Linked DNA regions of Homo sapiens: regions 2, 3, 4, 5, 6 and 7 are each linked to region 1. A link is an interaction called in ENCODE POLR2A ChIA-PET data of the cell type or tissue named here. Cell type or tissue: CD4-positive, alpha-beta T cell. All regions are shown on one strand.

Region 1 (4,000 bases):
AAATGCATCACTTGAGCTCTGGAGAGGATTCTTAAAAGAATAGCTAACCTTGATTGCTATAACAAAAGGTCAAACAGGTGTTACACAGGTATTGGTAATGTCCCTATTGTAGTAGGTTAACGTGGCTTTTTCCAGATGGCTCAGGCCATTTAAGTTCATAAAGTAAAAGGTCATTCATATTAAAATACATAATGAATCACAAATCATTTCTTCTGGCCAGGAAAGGGCTGGGTTTCCAGCATTTGTAAATCCTGCCTCCCCAGGATGAATGACGAAGTTGAGCCCATGAAAGTTAAGCGCCTGACCCTGTGCAATGGCTTTTGGGAAAGGGACGCCCTCGATAAGGCAGAGCCCAGATCTGAGGCAGCAGCCAAGTACATTCTGCTTGTGCACAAGGCGCTTTCAAACTTACAACTGTGACAGCTCCACTTCGGAGTCAGCCAAACACCCATACAGGGTCTGTTGGCATCCAAGCCTCAGTCCAAGGCCACTTATTTTCGTCACACGCACTGTCAGCACATCCATCCTGAGGAAGAACATCTACCATGTGAAAGCATTTCCTTTGGGACTGGCATGGTGATTTAGTCATTGGTGCTATTTCTCGCCTCCTTTTATCTACCATACCTATCCAGGGGTCTTTTTTCTTATTTTTGGCTAGTGATAAGAAGGGCCCTACCCCAAAGGCCTCTGATGGTGGCTGAGGCGGGTAAATTTCTGTGACTGGGGGACGTCAGCTTCCTCTCCAAGCACACTATGGTGGTGGAGCTGTGTCCCACCTGCACCCCAAATGTTTCCCACTTGCTCCCCTCTCCTCATTCATTTTACCTCCTGACAGCTCCAGCACAGGATCCTGGGACAGCTCTTCTGGGGGATTCTCCTGGGGAATTTGTTCATATTCTTCTTCCTCCATCTACAAAAAAAAAAAAAAAAAAAAAATCATATGTTCTACTGACTTTCCAAATGAGTTTCAACAGCCACCTGCCTTTCGCCTTTCTCTTGCCAGAGGAAAGTTTTTTGCATTAGTTTAGGGTTGGGGTGGGACTGAGTGAGGCAATGGAAGAAGGGGTCTAAGACACTCTCTGCTGGCTTTAGGGACCCTATTTCTTTAGGGATGCTATCCCTCGCCCCCTTCATTGTGGTCTCCATCATAAGTTTAAGAGATTTTACAGATAAAGGTGCAACTGGCCTGGGAGCTGAGGAATGGATGAAATTTGGATAGACAAAGGGTCTGGAACTGTTCTGGGAGGTGGGGGGAGGTGGAGGAAGGGAAGAAGGAGGAGGTGGAGGAAGGGAAGCACAGAAGCAGGTGTGATTCTGATCCTGTGTTCCCTGGGAGCAGCAGGAAGGCCTGGTGTGCCTGGAGGACGTGAATGAGTAGGATGTTGTTGGGAGGGGCCACTTGGTGGGCCTTGGGGCCAGACTTTGGAGAAGACTGTGCAGTGAGGGTTACAGAGGACTGGGATTGCAGGGGCTGAGCTGGGAAGGAAGCCAGAGACCTCAGGGGAGAAGCAGCCACCAGTTAGCTCTGTCTGGGCCTCAGCATCCCATCAGTAAGAATGTTGGGCCTGAACTAGATGCCTGTGAATGTCTCTTCCCCTATTAAGGTCTCAACATACTTCATAACATTTTTTAGAGCAATTCTTAGTCCTTTTTGCAAATTAGGGCCACATCATTCCCAACCAGGAACTCCTGTCCCCTTTCCCATGACAGCAATGTGTCCTGGCTTCATAGACTAACACAGTTCTCTGTGCCAAGATCCCATAAGGTTCTCTCTGCTGGATTTTCTCTGTGGGACTGAGGAGGAAGTTGCATGGTCCATGACTGTTTTTCCAGATCATGTAGGACATTCACAACCAGATGAAACAGATCCAGATGAAGGGTCTGGGGTGTGGGGAAACCTAAGTCCAGGGGAACCTGATAGACATGTTTTTCTCATTGCCACATTGTTAGATGTTTGTTCTATTCTGTTCACCTGGCAAACACTCCAGTCCTCCCCAGATCCCAGAAGTATATATGCGGATATTGCTTTATGATTGGTAAAGATCAATTTTGCAGTGCTGGGCTGGGCATGGAGGGAGTCCAGGAAGGTCTGTTGACTTTCTAGGAAGAAAGAAGAAGCAGGCCAGGCGGACAGCCTTACTCAGACCTGAACAGCCAGATTCTGGAAGGAGTACAATATTTCACCTACCAAAGGGAGTTAGTTCTTCCTAACTGGTGGCCTCTCAATCTCTTTGTCCCTGGCTTCCTTACATCCCTGGTGGAAATTGAGGCAGCACTTTACCAATGTAATCTCATTCCTCCTTTAGAGAGAACGGGCAGGCAGCTTAACAGGAAACAACAGCCGGGTGGGACTAGGCTGTGGCATGCAGGAACCTGCACTGTGCCTTCGCAGGGTTCGGGGAATGGGTCTGCACGCAAGGCACCTCCCTGCCTCCTCCTAGACCCTCCCCGGAATGGCACCTCCCATGTTGGCCACAGTGTGCATTGTCTCCAACACAGAAGATGGAACAGATAGTACCATCCTTGTCATATTGCTCTGGAAGAAAGCAAAACTCAGAGAAGCATCTTGCCAAATATTAAACAGTGACTTTGTCACAAGGCAAAAAGTTCTCCAGACGTGTTGGTCACAGCTCTTTTTATCACATTACAAACCTGCACACACCACAGCACACACAAATACACAACACACACACATACACAAAACACATGTACCACTCACACACATGCAGGTGAACACACAAACACATACACAAACACAAATATACATACACAACACACACACAACACTCACATACACACACAACACAAACATCACACACACAAACATCACTCACACACATTCATGTTAACACATACAAACATGTAAACACACATGTACAACACAAACACCCACACATACACATCCAAATATGACACGCACAAATACTCAGACTTACCTCTGCACCAGCTCACAGGCAAGAGAAAGGACCACGTTTCTGGTCTCCCGGCCACGCACTCTCACGGAGGAGGCAGAGAAAAGCTTCCACAGTGTATGAACACAAGGAGGACAAGGCCGATGTTTGCTTATATTTTCAGCAAAATGTTTTCAGAGAGCTGGGCTGGAGACCTGCCCTTGAAAGAGCAGTGTCCGCTGGAGATGGAGGAACAGGAAGTGGGTAGGAGCACCGGCCTTCCTGAGTCAGAAGAGTCTGCTGTTGCACTTTGCAGCCTCGGAAGTAGAAAAAGGGAGGATACCAGTGGTGGGATTATTTTTATCCTGAGCCAGGATAACTAGAACTCAGAGCTTAAAAAGAGGCAGATGCCTCAGAAAGATTTGTGTCAGGAGGAGTGACTTTCCCTGATCTCTCTTTTCTGAACCCCACCTCTTCCCCAGGGAACTTCTATGCCTCAGTATTGGGGCAAACAGTCATTGTCTCCTTTCTTCCCCAACCTCTCCTTCCTTTAATAGTTTCTCTCAGGACAAGGTCTGACACTCATTACCTCTAAGGCATGAATCATTGGTAATTACAATTGTTACAGCTTCTAGAAGATCTGCACTATAAGAAAAGGGAAAATACAAAAGAATGTCTAAAATGTAGGATTAAAGAGAGCACTTGTTATGGGGGAAGAACAATATTTTAAACACAGGCCAAGGGAGAAAACACCTCAGCATCCTCAAAAACATGTTTTCTAGGACTTTACTGACAGATCTGATAACTGTGGCTAAAGGGAAGCCATTGAAGGAAGAAATTCAGAACATAGGAGCATAGGTGATGATATTGTTACCACATGATTTTAAAATGTTAAGATTCCCTAAAAAAATTCCACTCAATCTACTATAATAGTTCTAATTTTCTTTGGTTCTGTTCTGGTTGATAATCATGGTGTATTTATTAAAATTGTTACATAGTATGTGTGTGTGTACATATATATATCTTTTAATGTTCTACTTAAATTATTCTGTAAATACCCTGACACAATTAATTTTTTTTTTTTGAGACAGAATGTCATCCTGTCACCC
Region 2 (4,000 bases), 91 kb after region 1:
CGGGAGCAGGAAGCCCAGGTGGAGCAGCTGCTGGGGATGGTCGAGGGCTTGGTGCTGGAGCACAAGGGCGCCCATTACTCCAACGAGGTGTATGAGCTGGCGCAGGTGCTGCGCTGGGCAGGCCCTGAGGAGCGGCTCCGGCGGGTGGCGGAGCGCGTGGCAGCCAGGGTGCAGAGGAGGCCATGGGGCGCCTGGCTGTCGGCCCGGCTGTGGAAGTGGCTGAAGTCCCCCAGGAGCTGGAGGCTGGGCCTGGCCCTGCTGCTGGGGGGCGCGCTCCTGTTCTGGGTGCTGCTCCACAGGCGGTGGTCGGAGGCCGTTGCGGAGGTCGGGCCTGACTGACAGCGCAGGTCCTAAAACTGAAGGCAACTTGGTTAAGGGAGGCTGAATTCTTGGAGCTGAAGGGAAAACTTCATTCCAACGGAAGGAATCCTGTAGTTTCAGGCATAGTTTTAATGACACAGAAAACTTTGCTGCATCACCTTTGCAACTTTGCCAAAGCTCAGAGTTCACTTTTTAAGTTTTTAACTCATTTTAAATGATGTGTATGCAGAGTTTTAAAATAAATTCGTCTAACAATAACTTCCTTTGGTAGTTTTGGTAGTCTAATGTCAAGTAGCTTGTAGTGGGGACAAACGCATGGCACAGGGAAAACAAGTGCCATTATTTTCGAGCTTTTTAAAAAATTTAGACTGCCCCTCCTTGATAATTTTCTAGTTCTTATACATGGGTAGATAGGTTCCTTTGTGATCCTTGTAGACTTTTAGCATCAATAAAAGAAATGTGGGGGTTACACACGTGAATGTTACTTCTGAGACATCAGTTTATAGTACAATGATTTACTACCAAAAAGATGAATGTAACTGTACTGTTACAAAGTGGAAAATAACAGTTTCCACTTTTCTAGAACATATTATGGTTCATGGCATTCCAAAATGAAGTAAGGGCCGGGCGAGGTGGCTCACGCCTGTAATCCCAACACTTTGGGAGGTCGAGGCAGGTGGATCACCTGAGGTCAGGAGTTCGAGACCAGCCTGACCAACATGGCGAAACCCCATCTCTACTAAAAATACAAAAATTAGCCAGGCGTGATAGCACTCGCCTGTAATCCCAGCCATTCAGGAGGCTGAGGCGGGAGAATCACTTGATGCAGTGAGCCGAGATCGTGCCACTGCACTCCAGGCTGGGTGACAAAGCAAGAATCTGTCTCAAAAAAAAAAAAAGAAAAGAAAAGAAAAAGAAAAAGAGTAGGATATTGGGAAAATAACATATAATATCTTCTATATGGTTATTCATATTTTTATCACACACACACACACACACACACACACACACAGTCTGTATCTCGAGCTCCTCTCTGGTTATGGAGAAGAGGCAGAGCACCAGGTGCATAGGCTGAGACTGCAGACACCTGAGCATCCTATGCTGTGAGGCGAAAGCATCCGGTTTTTTCGGGATGGGCCTGTCCAGGAAGGTTCTCGAATGCCACGTGATTAGAAAATTTGCCGCTGACTGGTTGTGCGAATCAAACAATAGGATTTCCTTATTTCTATTTCTGAGCATAATGAGAACCCTTTAAGGGAACTCATTGTCTTTAAATCAGCCAGCCTCTAGTGAGGTCATGGAGACATGGGAAGCAGGTATTCACATTAGCTCTATTCAAGAGGAAGAGGAGGAGGGAGTGTGCGCAGGCGCCCTAGGGTCTTCCCCAGCACACGTTGGGAAGAAGGGGTCTGCAAGCATGCGCACAATTGCCAGCTCAGGCTAAGGACTGCAGGAGGTTCCAGGTGGGTTGCGGGCTTCGGGCAGGCTATGGTGAGGGGTCCTGAGGGCCTTGGTGACCGCTGCAGGGAGTTGGACTTTTTGAAGCGTGGCTCAAGAAAAACCCATGTTTAATTCCTGCCTTTCGCTTCCTCAGCAGCCTTTCTGGGCCCAGGCAGGGGCCTCGAGCCAGGGAAGGATCCTTTGATGACCAGAGGGGACAGCAGGGAGGGCACAGCGTGGTCGTCCACGGTCACTTGCGCACGAGCCAGTGCTGCTGCTGGTGTTAGACAACAACTTTTATCAAAGTGGTTTAATGTACAGCAGCAACAAAGCTGCTTTGTGGAGCAGGGCTCCCAATAGGCAGTGTGCCCAGAGTAGCAGCTCGGAAGCAGTACTGCAATCACATTTATACCCACTTTCAACTATATGCAAATTTAGGGGTGGATTATGCCAAAATTTCTAGAAAAAAGGTCGTAACTTCCAGGTCGTGGGATTGTTGCTATGGAAAGGAGCCAAAACTTCCAGCTGTTGCCTTAGCAATGGTAACCTGACGTGGCACTGGTGAGTGTGTTTTATGGAGAGACTCTTTCACCTCTTCCCTTTCAGCTTGTCTTCAGTGTGGTCTGGAGCCCAATCCCCACCTCCAGAGTCTAGTCCTGCCTCCTACCTCAGTAATAAAAAGTAGTAGTATATGGTTAATTGTCAAATACATTTGCAAAGTGTAATCAAAGATACATTACCAATCTGAATCTCAAAATGTGCTATCATCTTTGAATTTGAATAATGTATTATTAAAGAAGTTACAGTTTTCCTTTACATTCAATAACATTTCTTTAGTGGTTTTCTTTTTCAGATACTTTGATTATGATCTTTTTTTTTTCATCTTTGTATCCCCGTTATACAACCCAGTGCCTGGCATAGAAAGTGGGATCAACAAATGTTTGGAAAATGAATTGTAAAGTTGACTTTCCTGTACCTTTTTAATATTAGATTTCTAGCTACCAGACTTTTGACCATTTTCTAAATTTTCTACCATAGATAACAGAAAATTCTTTCGCGCAAGCATGTCATTGTATTAATGATATTCTCCTGCCCTAAGGAAATTTACTTCCCTTCAAGCACAGGGTCCCCCAAATTACTGTATTTCCACCCCTTTCAGCTTATTTTATCCTTTTCTCCTGCTACAGAACAGTTGGCATTCACCATTCCCTTCGGTAAAGTCTTTTTTTAGGCTGTGGCTTAAAGGTTGCTTTTTCCCCCATAGCTCAAGGTTAGGCCTTGTGACCTCACTTATGTAATTTGAGTGATTTGATAGCACAAATCAATTTTATACTTAAATTACAGCATAAAACAGCACTGCCTCCTGTTGGAAAAACTTGCTTGCTAATTTTAACCAGACACAGTAAAAATACTGTCCAATACCTCAAAAATTGTGTAAATATATATCCATTTCAATTGTCCCCCTTCCTCTCCTCTCCTTTTATCTCTTGGAAGATAAAAATGTATGGGTCCTGTGCTGATAATGTTTCTGTTCATATTTCTATGCCCTGGTACCTGGATCAGCTTTTGTTCTACACAAAAAGACTTGTATCTGGCTTATTTCTGAAAGCTAGTGTTGGCCATGATGAACTTTTAGAGCAAAAGATTTCAGGCAGAGTACATTCTTACATATTCTTACACAATCAATATTCAGTTCCAGCCCGCACAGTAGCCCTAGCAAATGCCAGTGCTCCTTCCAGAGATTCACCTATGGATTCAGTACCCCAGAAGAGAATTTCTGTAAATTCTTGGGGAAGCTATAGCTAGACTATGGCTCAACACTCATTTTTCCCCCATGATTCTTAATCTAACAGTGGCAATGTTGGCCTCTTCTTAGGCAACTAGATTCGGTTCTTGCTTATTCTGCCAATAAAATACTTTATTGAGATGCTTACAAATTTGTCCCCTCCTCTTTATTTCTTTAAGAAGTTATCACTCCATATACTGGATGTTTAGTTATAATTATTGGTTTGAGTCTTATTTTTATACTTTCAATCACATTCTTTGCCTAATTCTTCTCATATTTTTATATTTTCTTTCCCTCCTCATAATTCTCTTTACATACCACTAAGTTTAGGCACTTGGACTTTTTTTACTTTCAAAATGGTGTTATATTGTGCATATCCTCTTGACTTCATACGTCTGAAGACTCCTAGACTATCTTTTCTACTACATGCTAGCAGAATGTATCATGATGAAC
Region 3 (4,000 bases), 62 kb before region 1:
GGGTCTTTCAGAATAACTGATAACTCTCTAGTTTTGGCCCAGAAGTTTCTTCCAGAATGTCACAGCATGACCCATGTTTTTTGTCTCACTGCAGAGCCTTTGCAAGGTTCAGTATGGTAGCCACCAGGCATACCAAGCTGAATATTCCTTCTTTCCTTCTGGGGAAAATGCCTGGTGCAAGTTGTTCTGCCTGACTTTGCCTTTTAGAATTCTGACAATGGAGTAGCTATTTAACTTTAAATAAATTGAAACAAAATAAAATTTAAAATTCAGAACTGCAATCACACTCGTCACATTTCAAGCGCTCAGTAGTCACGTGTGGCTAAGGGTCACCATCTTGGACAGCACAGAACAACCCCATCCCTGCAGAAAGTTCTATTAGAGCTGCTGGATGATCAGGTGGGCAGGTCCCTTGCACAAGTAAATCTGGACAGCTCCTCCCCTCACTTCCTCTCTTCTCCTGTTTCTCAACATCCTGGCTTAGTATTGTGTGCAAAATCAGAGAGGGGTGCAAGATCCTGATTTTTCAGGTAAGGGAATAGGGGTGTGTGTGGTGGGGGTCGGGACGAATGTGCGATTTTGGTGAGGAGGGACCTGTATCTTAAATCGTCTGGTAAACATGTTTTCAGACTATATTCTCGCTGGTTCCCGTTTCCTGGCTTTGCTAATTTTAGGCTGTGATCTGTTTTCAAGGCTGAGCCCTACAAATCAATGCCTCTTCCAGAGATTGCTGCTCAGAGGATACTTGTTTTACAAATAAATGTTTCCTCTCGCTGGTTGTGGAATTTATATAGAAACTTTGATTCTTCCAGGGATAAAGTTGGGTGAGCGGACAGAATTAGCTCTGGGGGAGCTGGTGGGAAGAGGAACATTGGGATGTGTAAGGGGCACAGCTCCATATGTGGCCCCACAAAGACTGCACCCAGGTCAGGATTGGAGGCTCTGCAGTCTGAGGTCTTGTTACAGGGTTAACTGTCTGCTCGGAGCTGCCCGTTAGGGAAACTGTCTCCTCAGGGACAGTCCTGGGTTTACTGGGCATTGAGCTCCCCTTTAGCGGGTAGGAGGAGGGAGATGCCACCTGGTGTGACTCTCTACAGTTCAGGAGAAGCTGGATGCTGATGGGTGCTTGTTCCTTAGGCAGAGAGAGGAGAATTCAGCCACCTGAAGTCAGCACCTACAGAAGCACAGTCTCCTGGCTTTGCCTCTGAATTATTAACAGCAGAGCAGCATTAAAGAGCCCACACACTAGAAGGAGGATATGAAGAAACACCCAGAGAATGTCACAAAAACCCAGAATGTCACAGTATTGTTTTCTTCTTGCTGGTGTCCTATCCTCTCTCCTAACACCAGCCACCAAAGCTGATTTTTAAAAAATGCCATGATTTCTCTTGTTTACAAGAAGCTGTTTCCTATACCCTATTCTTGAAGGATAAAGAAATAGTCATTCAAAAGAAATATCTGGCTTTTCACAGTGTTTCATATTTGTTGGCTTCCTATGAGGTGACTCTGTCTTTAACAACTACCATTTTCTGCCTGTTTTGTTCAAAGTCTGCTCCAATAAGAGTTCTTCAAATATCTTTCTCCATTGCAAAATGTTTGTAGGTAGCAATGAAATAAAACATTTAAAATTAATACCATGTTTCTATAACACTACATATTAATTAATAAAGGAATGGATTGTCATTTTCACAGATCAGATGTGGGCTGGACATAATGATCAATCAAAGGCAAGAAGCAGGGAGATTATCCATTTATTTATTTAACAATGATCGATAACCATTCTTTGCCCAGTATTGTGCTTGTCCCCAGGGAATAATGAGAAATACAAGACATATGTGGTCTTCTCATCACAAAGCTTGTAGTATAAGAGGAGACAGTAAAAAAATCAAGCAATTAACTTCCTAAAGTAATACATATTCTGTAAGAAGCCTCTGGGGTGCAGTGGATCATAACAGAGGGTGTTGCTGGTAGACAGTGGTGTTGGGGAAGACTCTCTGGAGAGCCGAGGCCTGCGGGTTGAGCAGGAACAAGCTGGGCACTAGGTTGGAGGGTGAGTGCTCCAAAGAGAAGGAATGATAACTGCAAAGGCCTTGAAGGTGGAAGGAGCCTAGATTTCCAGAACATTGAGGGTAGTGTGGCTCACACATAGGAGAGAGGAGAGAGCTGATCACACAGGGCCTATGGGCCATTCTGAGGACTTCAGTTATTTTGAAACCAATAGTAAGCCACTAGGAAATTTAAACAAGAAAAAATATCAAATTTTAGTTTTAAAAGAACATCTGATTGTAGAGTAGAAAAGGGATTGAAGGGGAGATGATCAATTAGAAGCCTGTTAAGTTGTATACAATTGACAGTGGGTTGTATTAGCACAAAGATGGAGAGAAATGGGTAATTTCGAGTTTTTTGGAAGTGGAATCAATAGGATTTGGTGATGGGCTGATGAGAGAGAGAGGATAAAAGAGTTGTAGATGACCCCAAAGTTCTGCAGGAGCCACGGGGCTAGATGTTGGTGCCATCTGCTGAGCGGGGAGCCAGGAAGGCAGACAGGATGTGGAGGTCAGGGCTTAATTTCGGCCAGGTTCTGTTTGAGATGCCCATGAAATAGCCAAATGGAGTGAGATACAAAAGTTTGGAACTTTTATAAGCTGAGGGAGATATAAAAGTTTGGAACTCTGAGGAGGGTGTAGGCTACAGACCTCATATAAACACATCCAAGCCACGAATCTCTAGATAGAGGGGGGAAGGGGCCAGAACCCCTGTGAGGAAGCACTGGAAGCATTTATGTTTGTGTAAAGAAAAAGGAACAATCTGAAAATGAAACTGAAAATGGAGGGTTGAGGAGACTTTTGGGAAATGGAGCAGGAGAAATCAATGTAGCAAGCTCATGGCAAAAAGAAAGTTGTTGTTGACTACAGGCAGTCAGGGATTCTAGTTGCTTCCATTTCCCTAAAATGACATGGTTATGTTTCTTGATCTACAGGAGTTCAAGCGACAATGGCAGCCCAATACGGCAGTATGAGCTTCAACCCCAGCACACCAGGGGCCAGTTATGGTGAGAGGGCATTCAGTGCTCCCCAGACCAGGCTGCAGGGAGGTTAGCAGGTGGGGGTGGGGGATTTGGGGGGGAATAGGGGTGGGGTTCTCCTGCCTTGCCACCCAGTCCCCATTTGAGCAGGAGAAAAATATTTCCAACCTCTTTTCTCATTTTCTCCTCATTTGACCTGCTCTTTCATCTTTCTTGACCCTCTGCACTTTCTGCCCATGGTGTGGCTAAGCAGCTAAGCAGAAGAGAGATTAAATATCCTCTGATTGACCCAGGGCTCGGCACAGTTTCTTACCTCCTGCTTCCTACAACATGGACACACCAGAACAGCTGGTTGTAGCCTATCTGATTGTTTTTCTGCCCCTTTCTTCAGCCTGGAGGAGAACTGGGAATGAGGAATGTGGGAGTAATTGTCCCTCACCCTGGTATCTAATTTCCCAGCTCCTGGTGGTCTCACTATAACCAACAAATTAAACTGGCTGGCTCATTCAGTGTATCACATGACCCTCCATTTTCTTCCTTACCCATAGAAATTGACTATATCAGTTGAGATTTTGCTGGTTTAATAAACTATCCCAAAGTTTCATAGCTTAAAACATCAGCCATTTAGTTGGTTCTTAATTCTGTGGGTTCACTGGGCTGTTCTTGGGTCTGGACCAGCTTGGCTCATCTCAGGCACTCACTCATGCATCTGGGGTAAGCTAGTGCCTGGTATGCAACTGAATGGTCTTGGATAGCCTTATGGACATGTCTGGTAGTTAGCAAGCTCTCAGACAGCAAGGGTAATAGAGATAACTGGGCCTTGTTGTTATCATCAAGAAGGCTAGTCCAGGCTTCCTTTTAAGGCAGTTGCAGGAGGAGCAGAAAGAAAAGGCAAGCCACAGTGCATAAGCACTTTTGGAGTCTCTGCTTGCACCAGGCTTTCTACTGTCCTACTGTCCAGAGCAAGTCATAAGG
Region 4 (4,000 bases), 120 kb after region 1:
AGCAGCAGTGACATGAGGCCAAGTCTGCACCCGAGATTGAGGGGGTGAAAGGATATTAAAGGGAGAAGGCAGCTTTTTCAGGTGTTTCAGGGCAAACTGAGTGCCTGTAGGGCCTGAATCTGTGGCTGCCCCTGTGTGCTGAGAGGGATCAGCCCTCCGGGAAAACATGCAGCAAAGCTATTCACGTGCTGTGTTTGGCCAAGAGATTGGTGGCGGGCCATTTCCTCCGAGAAGGAGAACCTGAAATTGCTACTGTCTCGGAATCCAGCCTGAACAGAAAGAGAAGTGAAAAGGGTGCTTCTCAGAAACATCAGGATTGTTCTCATTTGCCTCAATTATTTTATTGAGGAGTTTTTCCTCTCCAGTCACAGTGCTATCCCTCTAGCCCAAACCACCACTACAGAGAACCCCACCCAAGTGCCACACCAGCCCTCTGGACAGCACTATCATCGCTCCCCTCCAAAAAAAAAAAAAAAAAGCCTATTCTGGGCTGGCCATCAACTCACCTCACTCATCTTATATCCATCAATCCTTCCATTAATTCATTTTAAAATGGTATTAAATGTCTCACACATGGAATATGGTTGGACCAGTTTAACCTGTCCAGGCACAGTGGCTAATGCCTGTAATCCCAGCACTTTAGGAGGGAGGCCGAGACTGGAGGATCACCTGAGCCCAGGAGTTCAAGACCAGCCCTGGCCACATGGTAAAACCCCATCTCTACCAAAAAAAAAAAAAAAAATTAGCCTGGCACAGTGGTTCATGCCTATAGTCTCAGCGACTAAGGAGGCTGATGTAGGAGGATCACTTGAACCCAGGAGGCCAAAGTTGCAGTGAGTCATGATTGTGTCACTGCACTCCAGCCTGGGTGACAGAGTGAGACCCTGTCTCAAAAAGAAAGAAAGAAAAAGAAAGGAAGGAAGGAAGGAAGGAGGGAAGGAAAGGAAGGAAGGAAGGAAGGAAGGAAGGAAGGAAGGAAGGAAGGAAGGAAGGAAGGAAGGAAGGGGAGCAGCTCATGCCTCAAACTGGGAGAGCATCATCTCTAAGCTAATGAGAGTAAAGAATGGTTCCCTCCACTATGAGGGACATGGTGGAGAAGGGGAAGGTGGAGACCCCCACTGGAAAAACTGTGAAATGCTCTGAAACTAGTGGTTGACCTTGGACAGATTATCTTACTCTCATTTGCCAAAAGTAGCAATAATATTCTCTCTACTTCCCTCACTGGAGTTTCCAAAAGATAAATGGCATGCTGATTAGAAAAACATAACGTGCAGTTGTGAGGATCTGCCAGTTAGAGGGTTATGAGTCAGGGTAACTGCCTAGTAATAAAGCCCTTGCCATCTATGACTTCATTCTTGTGGACAGTGGAGTTTTAACTACTTCTATATATATATATAAACCACACTAAGCCAAGAATTTACTAACAGGGAAAATTATTGGGGCAAAAGGTGAGGAGTATAGGGGAACTCTCAGTATTTTTCATTCCCATTTTTCTGTAACTCTAAAACTGCTTTGAAAAATATATACATAAACGTAACTGTATATATATACATACAGTTATATATATATTTATATATTATATATTTATATATATTATATATACATATATATATAATATATATATATATATATATATATATATAACTGCAGATCATCTTGAGTCCTATTCCTGAAATCTTTCTCCCCTCTTTAAGATGGAAACTACTTCCATCAAGTGGAGTGGTATAGTCAACAACAAAAGGCAATGGGAATAAAATGAGATTGAAATCAAAAGATGAATTTTCAGCCTGTCCTTCAAAGACTATCCCCTACCTTCTGTGGAAGACCAGGGTGGGGGAAGGATGTTCAGGTGATCTTTCCTTGCCCTGCAATTTGTGGGGAAGCCATATGTGTACCCACATAGAGGGTGCAGCAGCCACTATGTGCATATATGAAAATGCTCTTGCACAAACACAAGAAATGAGCTCATCAGTATCACCATAGGGGTACCATCTGAGCTCATTCTATTCCAGACTTTAGGTTCTTAAAAATATAATATCAGTCATATTTTCAGTTAGCACATATCTGGGACTTTAGGGTATATGATTTTTTCTCCTAATTCAGGAATAAAGAAACTGAGGTTTAGAAAGATCAAGTGTCTTGTCCACGCTGGCACAGACTGTTACTGGTAGAACTGGGGGGTCGGGGTGGGGGAGAGAAGAGAAAATGAAAGAAAACAAAACAAGCCTTGTTATCTGCCAGGTCCTGGAATTTCTTGCAAGGTCTACAGATGGCCTAGGAGCAACCCTCCCTCTCCTAGGCAGTCTCTCTCACTGTCTTATAGGCTCTTTATAAAAACACAAGAGCAATGAGACATGATGAACCTGGCCACAAATTTGGTCTGCTAGAGAGAGAGAGAGAGAGAGAGAGAGGGACCATATCCCTGGGGACAGGAAAATAACAATGTGTGTGGGTTTCCGTACAAAGCCGCCCTCAGAGGGTGACTCAAGGCCCTGAGAGACAGCCAGGGTAAGAAGCTGTTTGTAAAACAGCTCTGCTTCCTTTTTCCCACCACACCTCTGTGATGCTTTTGTGCAAAACAAACTTTTTACCAGAATTAGCAGGAGCACTGAGACCCGGAAAAGCCACTAAACATCTGAATATGGCTGCATCCCAGGGAAGGCCAACAGCTGCCTGTTACTGGCCCAGGCTGGACATATACACATCTCCCAGCCACCATCTGCAGTGCGCCATAAAGAGAGTTTCTTATTTTTGTTGTTTTTTTTTTTGAGAAATGGGGTCTCCCTATGTTGCCCAGGCTAGTCTTGAACTCCTGAGCTCAAGTGATACACCTGCTTCAGCCTCCCAAAGTGCTGGGATTATAGGCATGAGCCTGGCCAAGAGAGTTTCCTATATTGAATTCTAGATGGCAGTGAGGACTGAACCCAAGGGCACTCTCCAGGTTCCACTGCACAAGGAGCAGGCATCTTTCTTGAAACATTTTATGGCTCCCTCTTACTTCTGCCAAATGCCCTGCCCTCAGGTTACCTGTGCTCTGACCTGAGGGGGAGGCAAGGCTTAGGAGATTTCCCCACCCAGGAGGATTTCATTTCCGCAGGGACCAGGAAGACATCTGACCCCATTCATGATGTGATTTAGCCAAAGTGACAAGCCCTTGACAAGTTAACAAGGGGCTCGGGAGAAGGGAAGAGGGTGGCCCCGGTCATGCTGGGAGCCTCTGTGTTGTGGTGGTGGGTGCAGGGGGAGTGGGCAGAGCTCCTCTCTGGGGACTTTCTCAGGTGAATGAGGCAGAGCTTGATCAGTTACTTGCACATTTGCATTTAGATGGATTCAGTTTTTAAAGAAATTATAAGCCAGAGAGTGAGATACAGGTGACTCCTGATTCTTTGATTTAGTTTGGAGAGGAGGGCGGTTCTAACGCAGATAACATATACAGTTCGCACTTTGCAATGAAAGCCAGATTTGACTTCCAAAATATTCTCTCATATTAATATTGTAATGTTCACTTTTCATATAATAACAGTTATAACTTTCCCTCTCTAAAAGTCTGTAGAATTATGGTGGTTTCATTTCAAAATGTGTTTTCCTAACAGTGAGATGTAAATAGAAATCTGGTAATTCCTAACAGGACTAAATTCTTATAAGATTTTTTGGACAAATCTAAAGGGAATCACTGATATGTCTCTCTCCTACCACAGACATGCAGGTAATAAAATAAAATAGTCAAAGAGTTTGAGAATCTTATCTCCTTTAAGTTCACAGTGTGCTAAGTAAAATAGAACTGTCAACTGTGGTCACATATCTTGCAAATACCACCCCCTGCTGTTTGTCTCTTAAGTTTGCTATGGTGAGTTTTTTGCTGTCTGGAAATTTGAACAAATGTTTTCTTTATGGCGCTGTCATTCTTAGAAAGCTCTCCTTTTTTGTCCCATTATTTAAAAATATATTACTTATGTCCACACAAAAATCTGCACACAAAGGTTTATAGCAGCTTTATTCA
Region 5 (4,000 bases), 55 kb after region 1:
AGAAATTTCATGAGGGAGATATTTAAAACTGTGCTTGGAAGTCTCTACAGATGATCTAAAAGATGAAGCAGGAGAAGCAATATTTGCATCTCCAAACCTAGAGGAACAGTGCAAAAACAGAAGGACCTATCTCCAGTTGCTGGGAGTGAGACCAGTTGTTAGCTCTCAGCTGTTGAGCCGTCAGACCTGTCCAGAAATTAGCTTATGCTGAAGAGAGATGCCCTATGTAAGTCAAGTGTCTTTTCCAGAGGAAGTTTGCATCCGATGGGGATTATAAAGTTCTGCTCACTCTCCTTCATTCTGAAAGTCCAACCAAACTTTAGAACTCCCTGTAGAGTCTATATTTGTTGTGACTACATCTCAGTCTCACTTCTCCCTGCCTAATCCTGGGTTCTTCCCTTCTCCCTCTAGCACATTTCCTGAGAAGATTCCCTAATAAACTTCCTTCATCCATTTTATCTTCATCTCAACAGTCTGTATTCCTAGGAACCCAAACCTTTGCACATGTACATGTACATATCACTTATGTTAGGAAACGCAGTGATGTAATTTGCAATATTAGTAGGTCAAAAGGAAAAAGACATGGAATTATATCAGTCAACGTCAAAATAAAATTTTCTAAATTTATACCACAGATAAAAGACTTTAATGAAATAGGACTAAGCAAAGTATAGCCACACTGATTTTAAAATAAACTAATTAATTTCCAATAACCAACATCAATATTAATGATAAGATATTAGGTGCCCTACAGGTAAATAAATAATAAAAGCACATTAACTCACTTTTGAAAAGGTAGCAAGCAATTGTAATTATACAAGAGAAAGCAACATAAGATATTTTTGGAAACAAGGAGGGAAAATTATCACTATTTGCAACTGAGTCTATGATAAACCTGGAAACTCCAAGACAATCAAAAGGAAATGTTTTAAATGCTAGGATGTGGAGAAATAAGAACACTTTTACACTGTTGGTGGGACCGTAAACTAGTTCAACCATTGTGGAAGTCAGTGTGGCGATTCCTCAGGCATCTTGAACTAGAAATACCATTTGACCCAGCCAACACTCCAGAGTATTACTATAGACATTTCCTAGACAATTTCTCCCCACAGGGAGGTTCTCTGAAATTACAGAGCTGGACAGGGAAGAAAGGCCCAGAATCCTAGAAGCCATGAATGAGTTATGTAAAAATGTTTTGATGGTTAATGATCCTTACAATCAGACTCAGACAAAAATGTCCCCTCTCAGGTTCCCCTTTCTGTGCCCTTCTTCCCCTGGGCAGTGCCTATCAGAGGCTCCTCTTCTCTCCCAGTGGCATCTGCTTTAGAACAATCCCTGCTGCTGGTGTCAATGAGGTTTAAGCCCTTCTCAGGGGGCCATTTGCATCTAGACAAACTTCTAACTGTTGGGACATATCCCAGCTGGGAAGGACTGAAATCCACCAACTTCCTTGGCATTCATGCCTTTCTTTCCAGTCCAGATGAAATCATTAAAACACTCTTTTTTCACTTTTGAGAAGAAGAGACAGTTGGCCCACATGACAGCAAATAACTACTGATTAACTTTCCATTTAAACTGTTTATTTTGCATAATGGCATGAAAGAGAATTTCAAACACAGGCACGTGGTGGCGTTCATTAGCAGTCAGGAAGCTCAGGAAGATTCAAGAGAGGAAGAAGACCGACTGGAGTCTCGGTTTTACTTTCTTTTTCTCTTGGAGCTGAGCTATAAGACAACAGGACTGAACAGGGAGCCAACTGTTTCTTTGAACAGTAAATCAGGTAAGCCCAGATTTACGAAAAGTTCTGCAGTGTTGATTTCTAGGTCCCAAGCCATGCACAAACATTTTCATTTTTCTTAGAACAAATTTGTCCTATTTTAAGAGAAGCAATTTAGAGTGACTGCCTTTTCCTTAAGTGGAGCCAGTTTACAGGAAACCGATGTAATTTACTTTACACATTACTGGCAAAGAAAGAATTTCCATAGTATAAAGTCAATAAAAAGTGCTAACTGGGAAGAATTTGGGCATTAATCGGTGGCTTTCAGTTTTCTGTGCTTGTACGCTTGGTCTATGCCTGCCAGATTTAAGCAAGAGAAACTAGCTGATGAAAACGTACCGATATTTCTCACTCCATAGTAGTTCCTACATTGCAAGGGCTTCATAACCAGGGGCTGTTGGGGAATGAGAAAAATTCAAGCCATTAATGGATCAAGTGAAGTGTATTTCCAGCTTAAAGGACTGCACGGTTTCCCAGAGTCATAATCTTCATTCACTGAGTCTCTCAGCAAAGACTCAACATGAGGGAGGAGGTTTGGAGAGAGTAGAGGAGGGAAGGAGGCAAGGTGGGAAAAGAAAGAGAGGGAAAGGGAGGACTGAGCCTAAGGTGTAAGGGAAGGCACACCTACAGAGAAAGCTGACAGAAGCGAAGAGTGTGCAGGCAAAACAAAAACAGAAGGGAGCCGGGCTGATCTGTGAGAGGACGGGAGGAAGAAAGCGAGAGAGAGCTGGGCATGAGGCTTACAAATGAAACCCACTTCTCAGCCCCTCAGCAAGTGATTCCAGTTCTCTGTAAAGTAGGAAGTCATTCCTTTCCCACCCACCTTGTCCCTTATGAGTAGACAAATGAAACATGGTTGTTTAGAAATATAAGGATCTTGGCCTAGTGTGATGGCTCACGCTTTTAATTCCAGAACTTTGGGAGGCCGAGGCTGGTGGATCATTTGAGGTCAGGAGTTTGAGACCAGCCTGGCCAACATGGTGAAACCCTGTCTCTACTAAAACTACAAAAATTAGATGGGCATGGTGGTGCACACCCATAATCCCAGCTACTCGGGAGGCTGAGGCAGGAGAATCACTTGAACCCAGGATGTGGAGGTTGCAGTGAGCCGAGATCGCACCACTGCACTCCAGCCTGGGTGACAGAGTGAAACTGTGTCTCAAAAAAAAAAAAAAAAAAAAGAAAGAAAGAAAAAGAAAAGAAAAGAAATATAAGAATTTTTCATGATTTAGAACTGAAAAATAAGTTTCTTGTCTCTCTGTTTCTCAGGAACACCAATGGACCAAAATGAACACAGTCACTGGGGTAAGAAGGTGACTTCACGTGTGTGTGTGTGTGTGTGTGTGTGTGTGTGTGTGTGTGTGTGTGTGTGTTTGGCTCTTCTGATGATGTTGGGGCAAAATAAACAAGGGTGAAGGATCTTATTCTAACTCCCACAGCTACCACCACCAGCAGCTGAAAATTGTGGGGTTTTGTTTTCTTTGTTTGTTTGTTTGTTTGTTTGTTTTGAGACAGTGTCTCTCTCTGTCACCCAGGCCGGAGTGCAGTGGCGCAATCTCGGCTCACTGCAACCTCCACCTCCCAGGTTCAAGTGATTCTCCTGCCTCAGCCTCCCAAGTAGCTGGGACTAAAGGCACACACCACCACGCCCAGCTAATTTTTTTTTGTATTTTTAGTAGAGACGGGGTTTCACCATATTGGTCAGGCTGGTCTCAAACTCCTGACCTTGTGATCCACCCGCCTCAGCCTCCCAAAGTGCTGGAATTACAGGCATGAACCACCAAGTCTGGCTCGAAAATTGTTAAAATACTCACCAGGATCCAAAATATGCATCCAGGCTTTTCCCTTATGCACAAATCTTTCAGATCTCTTTGAAATACTCCTTCTCCTACCATTCAGTCTTCTCTTCCTTCTCTCACATTTCCATAGGTTCTTTGTGTGTGTGTGTGTGTGTCTCTCTCTCTGTCTTTCTGTCTGTCTCTATCATTCCCTTCTCTTCCCTTGTCCTTTCTCTCTCTCTCCTCTTCTTGCACCTGTTTCTGCTATCTGTATGGTATGGGCGTCTCTCTCTCTGTATCTTGACCTCCCCTTTCCCACTCCCTCCTCCTCACTCTCTGCCCCTCGACAGCCCTGTCTTCAGTCTCTTACATCAAGAAGAGCCCAGATCTTCCTCCTTACCAAGTTGCCTTCACACTCAACCCTCACCTGTGAGAAATAGGAGGT
Region 6 (4,000 bases), 68 kb after region 1:
AATTCAATCTTATTCGTATCAAACTACCAATGACATTCTTCACAGAACTAGAAAGAAAACTATTTTAAAATTCATATGGAATCAAAACAGCCTTAATAGCCAAGGTGATCCTAAGCAAAAAGAACAAAGCTGGAGGCATCATGCTACGTAACTTCAAACTATACTACAGAGCTACAGTAAGCAAAATAGCATGGTACTGGTACAAAAACAGACATATAACCAATGGAACAGAATAGAGAGGCCAAAAATAAGGCCACACCAACTACAACCATCTGCCAAAAATAAACAATGGGGAAAGGACTCCCTATTCAATAAATGGTGCTGGGATAACTGGCTAACCAGGCTAGCCATATGCAGAAGATTGAAGCTGAACCCCTTCCTTATACCATATACAAAAATCAACTCAAGATGAATTAAAGACTTAAATGTAAAACCCAAAAACTATATAAACCCTGGAAAACAACCTAGACAATATTATTCTGGGCATACGAACTGGCAAAAATTTCATGATGAAGATGCCAAAGGCAATTGCAGCAAAAGCAAAAACTGACAAATAGAATCCAATTAAAGAGCTTCTGCACAGCAAAAGAAACTATCAACAGAGTAAACAGACAACCTACAGAATGGGAGAAAATTTTTACAAATTATGCACCTGACAAAGGTTTAATATCCAGCATCTGTAAGAAACTCAAGCAAATTTATAAGAAAAAAAAGCAACCCCATTAAAAAGTGGGCAAAGGACATGAATAGCCACTTTTCAAAACAAGACATACATGTGGCCAGCAAGCATATTTTAAAAAAGCTCAATATCACTGATAATTAGAGAAATACAAAATAAACTACAATGAGATACTATCGCACATCAGTCCAAATGGCTATTACTAAAAAGTCAAAAAATAACAAATGCTGGCAAGGTTGCTGAGAAAAGGGAACACTGATACACTGTTGGTGAGAGTGTAAATTAGTTCAACCATTGTGGAAAGCAGTGTGGCAATTCCTCAAAGATCTAAAACCAGAACTACCATTCAACCCAGCAATCCCATTACTGGGTATATCCTCAAAGGAATATAAATTATTCTATCATAAAGACACACATGCATATGTATGTTCATTGCAGCACTATTCACAATAGCAAAAACATGGAATCAACCTAAATGCCCATCAATGCTAGACTGGATAAAGAAAATGTACATATACACTATGGAATACTACACAGCCATAAAAAAGAATGAGATCATGTCCTTTGCAGGAACATTAATGGAACCGGAGGCCATTATCCTTAACAAACTAATGCAGGAACAGAAAACCAAATAGTACATGTTCTCATGTGGGAGCTAAATGATAAGAACATATGGACACAAAGAGGAGAACAACAGACACTGGGGCCTATTTGAGGGTGCAGGATGGAAGGAGGAAAAGGAACAGAAAAAACAACTATTGGGTACTAGGCTTAGTATCTGAGTGACAAAACAATCTGTACAACAAACCCTTGTGACACAAGTTTACCTATATAACAAACCTGCATATTTACCCCTGAACCTAAAAATTTAGAAAAGAGAGAAGATTAATGAACTTGAAGACACAGCAATAGAAATGTCCCAACATAGAAAACACAAAAGAAAAAAAGAATAGTCACTTTCAAAGAACAGAGCTTCAGTGAGCTCTGGGACAACCTCAAGTGGAATGTATATGTAACTGGATTCACTAAAAATAAAAGGGGGTCAGGACAGAAAAAATATTGGAATCAATAATGGCCAAAAATTTTCCAAATTTTATGAAAACTGTAAGCACAAGAACCCAAGAAGTTCAGTGAACCCCAAGCAAATAAGACATCCACAAGAAGAAACATGATAATCAGGTTGATCAAAATGAATGATAAAAGGACAATTCTTAAAGCAGCCAGAGGAAAAAAAACATATGTTATGTCCAGAGAAACAAAGGTAAGGATGACAACAGATTTTTCTGAAGAATTAATGTGACAGAGAAGACAGTGAAACAACATTTACAAAGTACAATCATGTGTCACTTAACAATGGGGATATATTCTGAGAAGTGCACCATTAAGCTACTTCATCATTCTGTGAACATTGTAGAGTGTACTTACACAAACCTAAATGGTACAGCCTACTACACACCTAGGCTGTATGATATGGCCTATTGCTCCTAGACTACAAACCTGTAGAGCATGCTACTGTAGTGAATACTGTAGGCAACTGTAACACACTGGTAAGTATTTGTGTATCTAAACATACTAAACACAGAAAAAAAATACAGTAAAAATAGGGTGCTATACTCTTATGGGACCAACATCGCATATGTGGTCTGTTGTTGACCAAAACATCATTATGTGACACATGACTGTATTAGAAGAAAAACTGTCAAATTAAAATTATTTTTCAAAATTACCTTTCAAAAATGAAGGCAAAATAAAAGCTTTTCCAGACATTCAGTAGCTCAGTTTGTTGCCAGCAGACCTGAACTACAAAAAAAAAAAAAAAAGTTAAAAAAGGAGAATGATATCAGAGAAAAATACTGATCTTTTCAAAGGAATTAAGATCATCAAAAATGGTAACCACATGAGTAAATATATAGGGTATTTTTCTTATTAATTAAATACCTTTAAAATATAATTGACTGCTTAAACAAAAATAATAACAATATAGATTGAGTTTTGCAATATATGCAAAAGTAAAACCTGTGAGAACAATAGGACAAAAAATCAGGAGAGGAAAAATGGAAAGATACTATTATAAAATGTTTATGCTCTATGTAAAGTGATATGATATCACTTCAAGGTGAACTGAGGCAAGCAAAAGCTCTATACTATAAACTCTAAGTCAACCAATAAAATAACAAAGAGTTATAGATAATAAGCCAACAGAGAGAGGAAAAATGGAATTTTTTAAAAGTTCAATTAATATAAATGAAGGCAGTAAAAAGGGAAACAAAGAACAAATGCGACAAATTTGAAAAATAGTAAGATGATAGATTTAAATCTAAAGAAGTCAATAATCTAAATATTAGAGTACATGGTCTGAATATCCTCAGTTAAAAGGCAGTGATTGTCAGAGTGGATTTAAAAAGCAAAGCTTATCTATATTTTGCCTACATGAATCTTGCACTAAATATAAAGACAGCTGGCTTAAGCAGAAAAGGATGAAAAAAGATATTCTATAATGACACTAATCAAAAGATACTTGGAATGACAATATTAATATCAGACAAAGTAGACTTCAAAGGAAAAAATATTATCAGGAATGAAGAAGGACATTCTACAATGATAAAGCCATCAATTCATCAAGAGGACATAACAATCTAAAACTTTTATGTGTGTAATAACAGAATTCCAAAACACATGAAGCAAAAATTGACAGAATTGCAATAATAAAAAGAAAAACTCACAAATATGGCCAGAGATTTTAATGCCCCTCTCAATAATTAATAGTATAGAAGATAGGTATGGAAAAATAATAATAATAGTACAAGTAGACAAAAAAATCAGTAAAGATAGAGAAGATTTGAACACCATTGTATTAGTTTCCTATGGCTGCTGCAAGAAATTCCTACAAGCTTCGTGTCTTAATACAAGCCATTTATTCTCTCACAGTTCTGGAAATCAACAGTCCAAAATCAGTTTCATGGGGCTGAAATCAAGGTGATGGTAGTGCCCTACTTCTCCAAAATCTCTAAGGGAAATATTTTTTTGCCTTTTGCAGCTTTTAGAGCTGCTCATGGCCCCTTCCTTCATCTTCAAAGCCAGCAGCACAGCATCTTGCTTCAGTCCTCACATTGCCCTCTTTTTCTGTGCCTTCCCTCTGCTTCTCTTAAAATTTATATTTAGAGTCCATCTGGACAATCAAAAATAATCTCTTTATCTCAAGATCCTTAACTCAATTACATCTGCAATGTCCCTTTTTGACATATAAAGTAACATCCACAGGTATGTCCTGGGCAATAAGACATGGATATCTTTGGGGGCATTATTCAGTGTGCCAACATT
Region 7 (4,000 bases), 120 kb before region 1:
AAACACAGCTGTACCCAGCTAAAGAAGGCAGGAGAGAAGGTTTTTGAGGATGGTGTGTGTAATCGGTCACTATTTACTGTGTGAGTTCCACTGGAGACAAGCACACTTGCTCCAATCCCAGAGTCTACACCTGACCGGGAATTTTTCATTTTGGATTCTGATTGAGGGAAAATACTGATATCCAATGGGCTATAAGGGGGACCTTTCAGTTTCTGTTAACAGCATCTGAGTTCTATGCACGTCCTGGAAAGGCACCTGCCCACTGGCTAATTCACATGTTGTAATCCCAACACTGTAAATATCTGACTTCACATTATACCCATGTAAATCCTGTCTCAGTAGTTCTGGACTCAGCCATGGCTGCACTAATGTGCTGAACTGTGGGAAATCATACACAGCCCTATGCCTCTGTCCATGCTTAACCAAACTATGCAGATGGGACAGGCCAGAGAGGGTCACTAGGCCATCACCAGAAATGAGGATATGGCTGGCTTTAATTCTCCTGTGAATACAGCCATATTGGTAGAGATAGTTCAATCCTCTCACTGCTCCAAAGAGAATGTTTCTTATTAAAGTTTTACTCATTCCTTCAGGAAAATAGGTCCTCAAGAGTTGTCTTGCTGAACCATAGGCCATAAATGGAGAAATAACCCAAAGCCAGCTGCCAACAGTGAAAACTGTCCAATAAGTTGTAATATTGGGATGCCGGAAAAAGTGGGATAGAATCATGGCTTTCTGTAAAACTTTCAGGCGTTCTTTATTGCCGTTTTCCAGATTTGTAATTTTTGTAGTTACCAGCGTTCCCGTAGGAGTATGCCGTGCTAGATGGACAGAAGTCAACTTGTCAAATCCTCTTCCTATTTCTACTTGGAGCTCGTAGTGAGAAACGTTGGCGGAACATACTACTTCACTGGCTCTAGTGGATGGAGGCGACCAGGAAAGGGTTGGCTCTTCGACCAAGTATTGATGGATACTGGTTTCAGACTTGTTTTTCATGTTTGAGTGATTCAACTTGTGTTCTTGAACTAAAGCTCACAGAAAGTGACAAAAATCCAAATATTCCAAAGAAGGCTTTTGTTTTATCTTCCTTTGAAGATGCAGATATATCCTACTTAGCGGCGACGACGGCCAGCGACTCCCTACAGGCTGCCAGTGGTGCGGACCTGGGCGGGTGCCGGAGCCCGGATCACAGAGGGGCAAGGCGAGCGCTCTAGGCCCACTCCTGGCGTGGGGCGCTGGAGGGTGGCAAGGCCGCGACAGGGGCTGTGGGCTTGGAACTCTAAACATAGTATTCTTACGTAGCCAACTGGAATATCTGGTCAACCGTGAGAGCTTTGGGAACCTGCCTCTCACCTCAAGAAACCTCCAGAGCAGATTGGAACCATCCACTGGGTAAATTCTGGAAAATCTGTCTCTGCCTGAGACTGGGGTAGGAAGATGTGGGGTAGAGAGGAAGGTGGGGAAGGGATGTAGGATCTATTCCTTGGGTGCATCTTTACTTGTTAGGTCATGCATATTTTCAAACTTGGAAGAATTATACGAAAAGCAACTAGAGAAACTATGTGTTCATGGGCAGATTATTTTTCCAGGCGTCACCTTCCTTTTTTTCCCTTGGTTCCTAATGATTTAGACTCTGCCTTTGAGCCTCAGTGCTGTTAACTTTTGAATGAGTAACTTGAGGCCTTCCTGAAAGACTATAATAAAAAACCCATATTATACAATCACTAAGAACCCCCAGCTCTACGCTTGGAAATGGCAAGGTATATGCCTGTCTCTCTTCTTCCCCAAATCACCCCTCAGCCTCCCACTCCACCCTGGGAAGACAATCAGGTCCTGTGCCTTGTTTTCTAGGCAATATTTGGGTCATTTAATAAGGCTCTTTTGCATCCATCACTATAACCTGAAGCGAAAAATGTAGCTTTGGAAATGGTGTTTATAGCAGGCCCATGGGCAAAACGTTTCAACCGGGCAAAACTGAAGCAATCACCAGATTATGGAGCCGTATTTCTGTTTCTTTAAAGACAAACATTTTTGTGTGTGTGGCTCCACCCAGCCTGAGCTTCCTGACTGAGAGGTTTTGGTGGCGGTACAGACACTTTTAACTCACAGTAAAAGCAAAAGCAACAGCTCAAGCAGCCTCCTTGGAGAAAACCTGAAAATTCAACTTGTTCAAGAGAAGGTGAGCCTGGCTGAGAAGAGGGTCTGGTGCTATTGGGCTGCGAAGGGCAGTGGGGACAGGGTGTGTGGCTGGAGTGGACTCTGCCCTTAGGAGGGACAAGGCACTGTGCTAAGCAGCACTGCATAGAAGGTGCTGTGGGAGGGGTGAGTAGAAGGGGAGTGAGGAGATTTGTTTGCATGGAGCCCATGCATCTCATATGTAACAGGACACACATGGCTGCATAGTGCACCCTCCACTCACTGGCTGTTGTGATAGACACAGAGTGTTGCCTGATAACCTTCATAAGAAATTAAGGGCTCCTAAGACAGATTTGTAAAGGTGACAGGCAATTTAGAGTCCACCTGTCTAAGTCCCTCTTCTTACAGAAAAAGAATCAGAATCCCAATCCCAGAGATTTTGATGATTCTCCAAGGGGTACCCAGATCACTCATGGCGGAGGAACACTAGAATTCAGTCTGCTGACTTTTTCCAGCATTAAGCAGAGACAAGCTGTGTCCCTAACAGTGTAACATGTGGGGCTGCTGCGCCATTCAGTACAAAAAGAGTTGCCATAAAAGACCTTTATAGAAATCACTCTATGAAAGCCTAAGGACAACCCTGCAAGATTGGTTTTATTTTCCTTTTTTATAGCAGAGGGAACTGGATCTCAAGGAGCTACGAAATTTTCTAGAACCGGTGGGTCTGGCCACAGTTTAGAACTGTTCACCTCTGTTGTAAATGCTTTTGTCATTTCTCAGCCTTTCTCTTAGCTGGAGGTCCTCTGGATCTTCCAGGAACCACTTGAGAAAGTTTTAAAACTTGAGAAAGTTTTAAAGTGATATTTCTGACCATCTCTCTCACGTTTGGCTTCTCAATATGAGAGAGATGGAAAAGTCCACGAGAAATGCGGAGCCCTCCTCACGGTTCCCTTATAACAGGCTGGCTCCCAGCTCACCTTTTTGCAGAAAGCGTGGATCATCTCCTTTGCCCTCCACTGGTCTATCTCTGTGCCATGTCAATGAAAATTTAGAATCATGGCCTGAGAGTAGCCAAGAACAGGCAGTAGAGTGCACGGTTAAGAGTGAGCATGGTAGATTCAGACAGACTTTGAATCGAATGTCTTCTCTGCCCAATACCTCTTAGCACAGTGACCAGGGGCATGTTTCCCAGAATTTTTGAGCCACACCAGCTTCCTCATTTAAAAAATTAGAATAATAAAATTAGTTTCACTGTAGAGTATTTTTGAAGAATAAACGAGATATACAAAACATGTTTTATCAGGGTGTTCTGATATGCAGTCTCTGCTCGATAGTGGTTACACTATACATGGGTTAATTTTTTTATTTGTGAAAAATTTATACTTATTCAAAGGTAAAAACAATATAAGGAACTTCCATGTACCTATATTAAAATCTCACAGTTATCAATTTATGCCAGTCTTGTTCAAATATCTGCTCCTATTCTCAACTCTATCACAGATTATTTTGAAGCAAATGTCAGACATTACATCATTTTATCAGTAAATATTTGAGTATGTGTCTCTGAAAGATAAAGACCATTTAAAAACATTTCCACAATTTCATAAACAGCCTTCAAAAGGCAACTATAAATTTTAATACTACCAGTTGTATTCAGATTTCCCTGAAGATCTCATAATTTTTAAAATTGTTTGAGGTAGGATCTAAGTAAAATTCATACATTACAATTGTTTGACATCTCTTATGTTTCACTTAATGTGTAGGTTTTCACCTTCCTTGTTTCTTTGTGTTAAATTTCTTTGTTTAAGGAAGGGAAGGTCTTTTGTCCAACAGAACTGGGCAGTATTCATACTGCTGATTGCAT

The links. ChIA-PET counts read pairs that join two places held together with the same protein. Peaks named below come from ENCODE experiments on the same cell type or tissue, not always from the same donor. Only the 100,000 strongest peaks of a DNase experiment are listed, where the experiment ranks them.
Region 2: POLR2A ChIA-PET joins it to region 1 with 12 read pairs; 7 of 35 experiments call an interaction of 5 or more read pairs at or near these places.
Region 3: POLR2A ChIA-PET joins it to region 1 with 58 read pairs; 6 of 35 experiments call an interaction of 5 or more read pairs at or near these places.
Region 4: POLR2A ChIA-PET joins it to region 1 with 41 read pairs; 7 of 35 experiments call an interaction of 5 or more read pairs at or near these places.
Region 5: POLR2A ChIA-PET joins it to region 1 with 39 read pairs; 9 of 35 experiments call an interaction of 5 or more read pairs at or near these places.
Region 6: POLR2A ChIA-PET joins it to region 1 with 11 read pairs; 8 of 35 experiments call an interaction of 5 or more read pairs at or near these places.
Region 7: POLR2A ChIA-PET joins it to region 1 with 23 read pairs; 5 of 35 experiments call an interaction of 5 or more read pairs at or near these places.

The regions. Positions count from the first base shown.
Region 1 is chr7:150,629,233-150,633,232 of GRCh38, forward strand. GIMAP6 (GTPase, IMAP family member 6) reads right to left here and starts at 3,153. Exons shown (of 3, transcript NM_024711.6): 1 at 2,937-3,153; 2 at 826-910. The coding sequence starts at 910. RefSeq lists silencers at 95-295, 315-515 and enhancers at 2,564-2,643, 2,914-3,003, 3,014-3,103. In CD4-positive, alpha-beta T cell, no CTCF peak of the experiment used is centred here; DNase peaks (open chromatin) are centred at 2,419 and 3,149; H3K4me3 peaks cover 3,540 bases; H3K27ac peaks cover 3,788 bases.
Region 2 is chr7:150,720,587-150,724,586 of GRCh38, forward strand. All of the region lies in intron 2 of GIMAP1-GIMAP5 (GIMAP1-GIMAP5 readthrough), which reads left to right. It overlaps GIMAP1 (GTPase, IMAP family member 1), which reads left to right. Exons shown (of 3, transcript NM_130759.4): 3 at 1-3,698. The coding sequence ends at 339. Among named protein-coding and RNA genes, the nearest start is that of GIMAP1-GIMAP5, 6.0 kb to the left of the region's middle. In CD4-positive, alpha-beta T cell, no CTCF peak of the experiment used is centred here; no DNase peak of the experiment used is centred here; H3K4me3 peaks cover 1,843 bases; H3K27ac peaks cover 460 bases.
Region 3 is chr7:150,566,908-150,570,907 of GRCh38, forward strand. It overlaps GIMAP4 (GTPase, IMAP family member 4), which reads left to right and starts at 483. Exons shown (of 3, transcript NM_018326.3): 1 at 483-530; 2 at 2,981-3,052. The coding sequence starts at 2,995. In CD4-positive, alpha-beta T cell, a CTCF peak has its summit at 1,975; DNase peaks (open chromatin) are centred at 414, 1,137 and 1,974; H3K4me3 peaks cover 4,000 bases; H3K27ac peaks cover 2,853 bases.
Region 4 is chr7:150,753,225-150,757,224 of GRCh38, forward strand. No RefSeq gene overlaps it. Among named protein-coding and RNA genes, the nearest start is that of GIMAP5, 18 kb to the left of the region's middle. RefSeq lists silencers at 2,370-2,419, 2,460-2,519. In CD4-positive, alpha-beta T cell, CTCF peaks have their summits at 1,131 and 3,837 (motif pointing left); DNase peaks (open chromatin) are centred at 1,197, 2,457, 3,227 and 3,817; H3K4me3 peaks cover 1,637 bases; H3K27ac peaks cover 3,153 bases.
Region 5 is chr7:150,684,006-150,688,005 of GRCh38, forward strand. GIMAP2 (GTPase, IMAP family member 2) reads left to right here and starts at 1,701. Exons shown (of 3, transcript NM_015660.3): 1 at 1,701-1,780; 2 at 3,047-3,082. The coding sequence starts at 3,055. LOC124901774 (a long non-coding RNA gene) reads right to left here and starts at 3,708. Exons shown (of 4, transcript XR_007060589.1): 1 at 3,592-3,708; 2 at 2,117-2,171. RefSeq lists an enhancer at 1,576-1,775. In CD4-positive, alpha-beta T cell, no CTCF peak of the experiment used is centred here; DNase peaks (open chromatin) are centred at 1,306, 1,666, 2,496 and 3,126; H3K4me3 peaks cover 3,107 bases; H3K27ac peaks cover 3,931 bases.
Region 6 is chr7:150,697,218-150,701,217 of GRCh38, forward strand. No RefSeq gene overlaps it. Among named protein-coding and RNA genes, the nearest start is that of GIMAP2, 14 kb to the left of the region's middle. In CD4-positive, alpha-beta T cell, no CTCF peak of the experiment used is centred here; no DNase peak of the experiment used is centred here.
Region 7 is chr7:150,512,767-150,516,766 of GRCh38, forward strand. GIMAP7 (GTPase, IMAP family member 7) reads left to right here and starts at 2,106. Exons shown (of 2, transcript NM_153236.4): 1 at 2,106-2,179. It also overlaps the pseudogene STRADBP1. RefSeq lists enhancers at 1,828-1,987, 1,998-2,257. In CD4-positive, alpha-beta T cell, no CTCF peak of the experiment used is centred here; DNase peaks (open chromatin) are centred at 2,085 and 3,165; H3K4me3 peaks cover 3,261 bases; H3K27ac peaks cover 4,000 bases.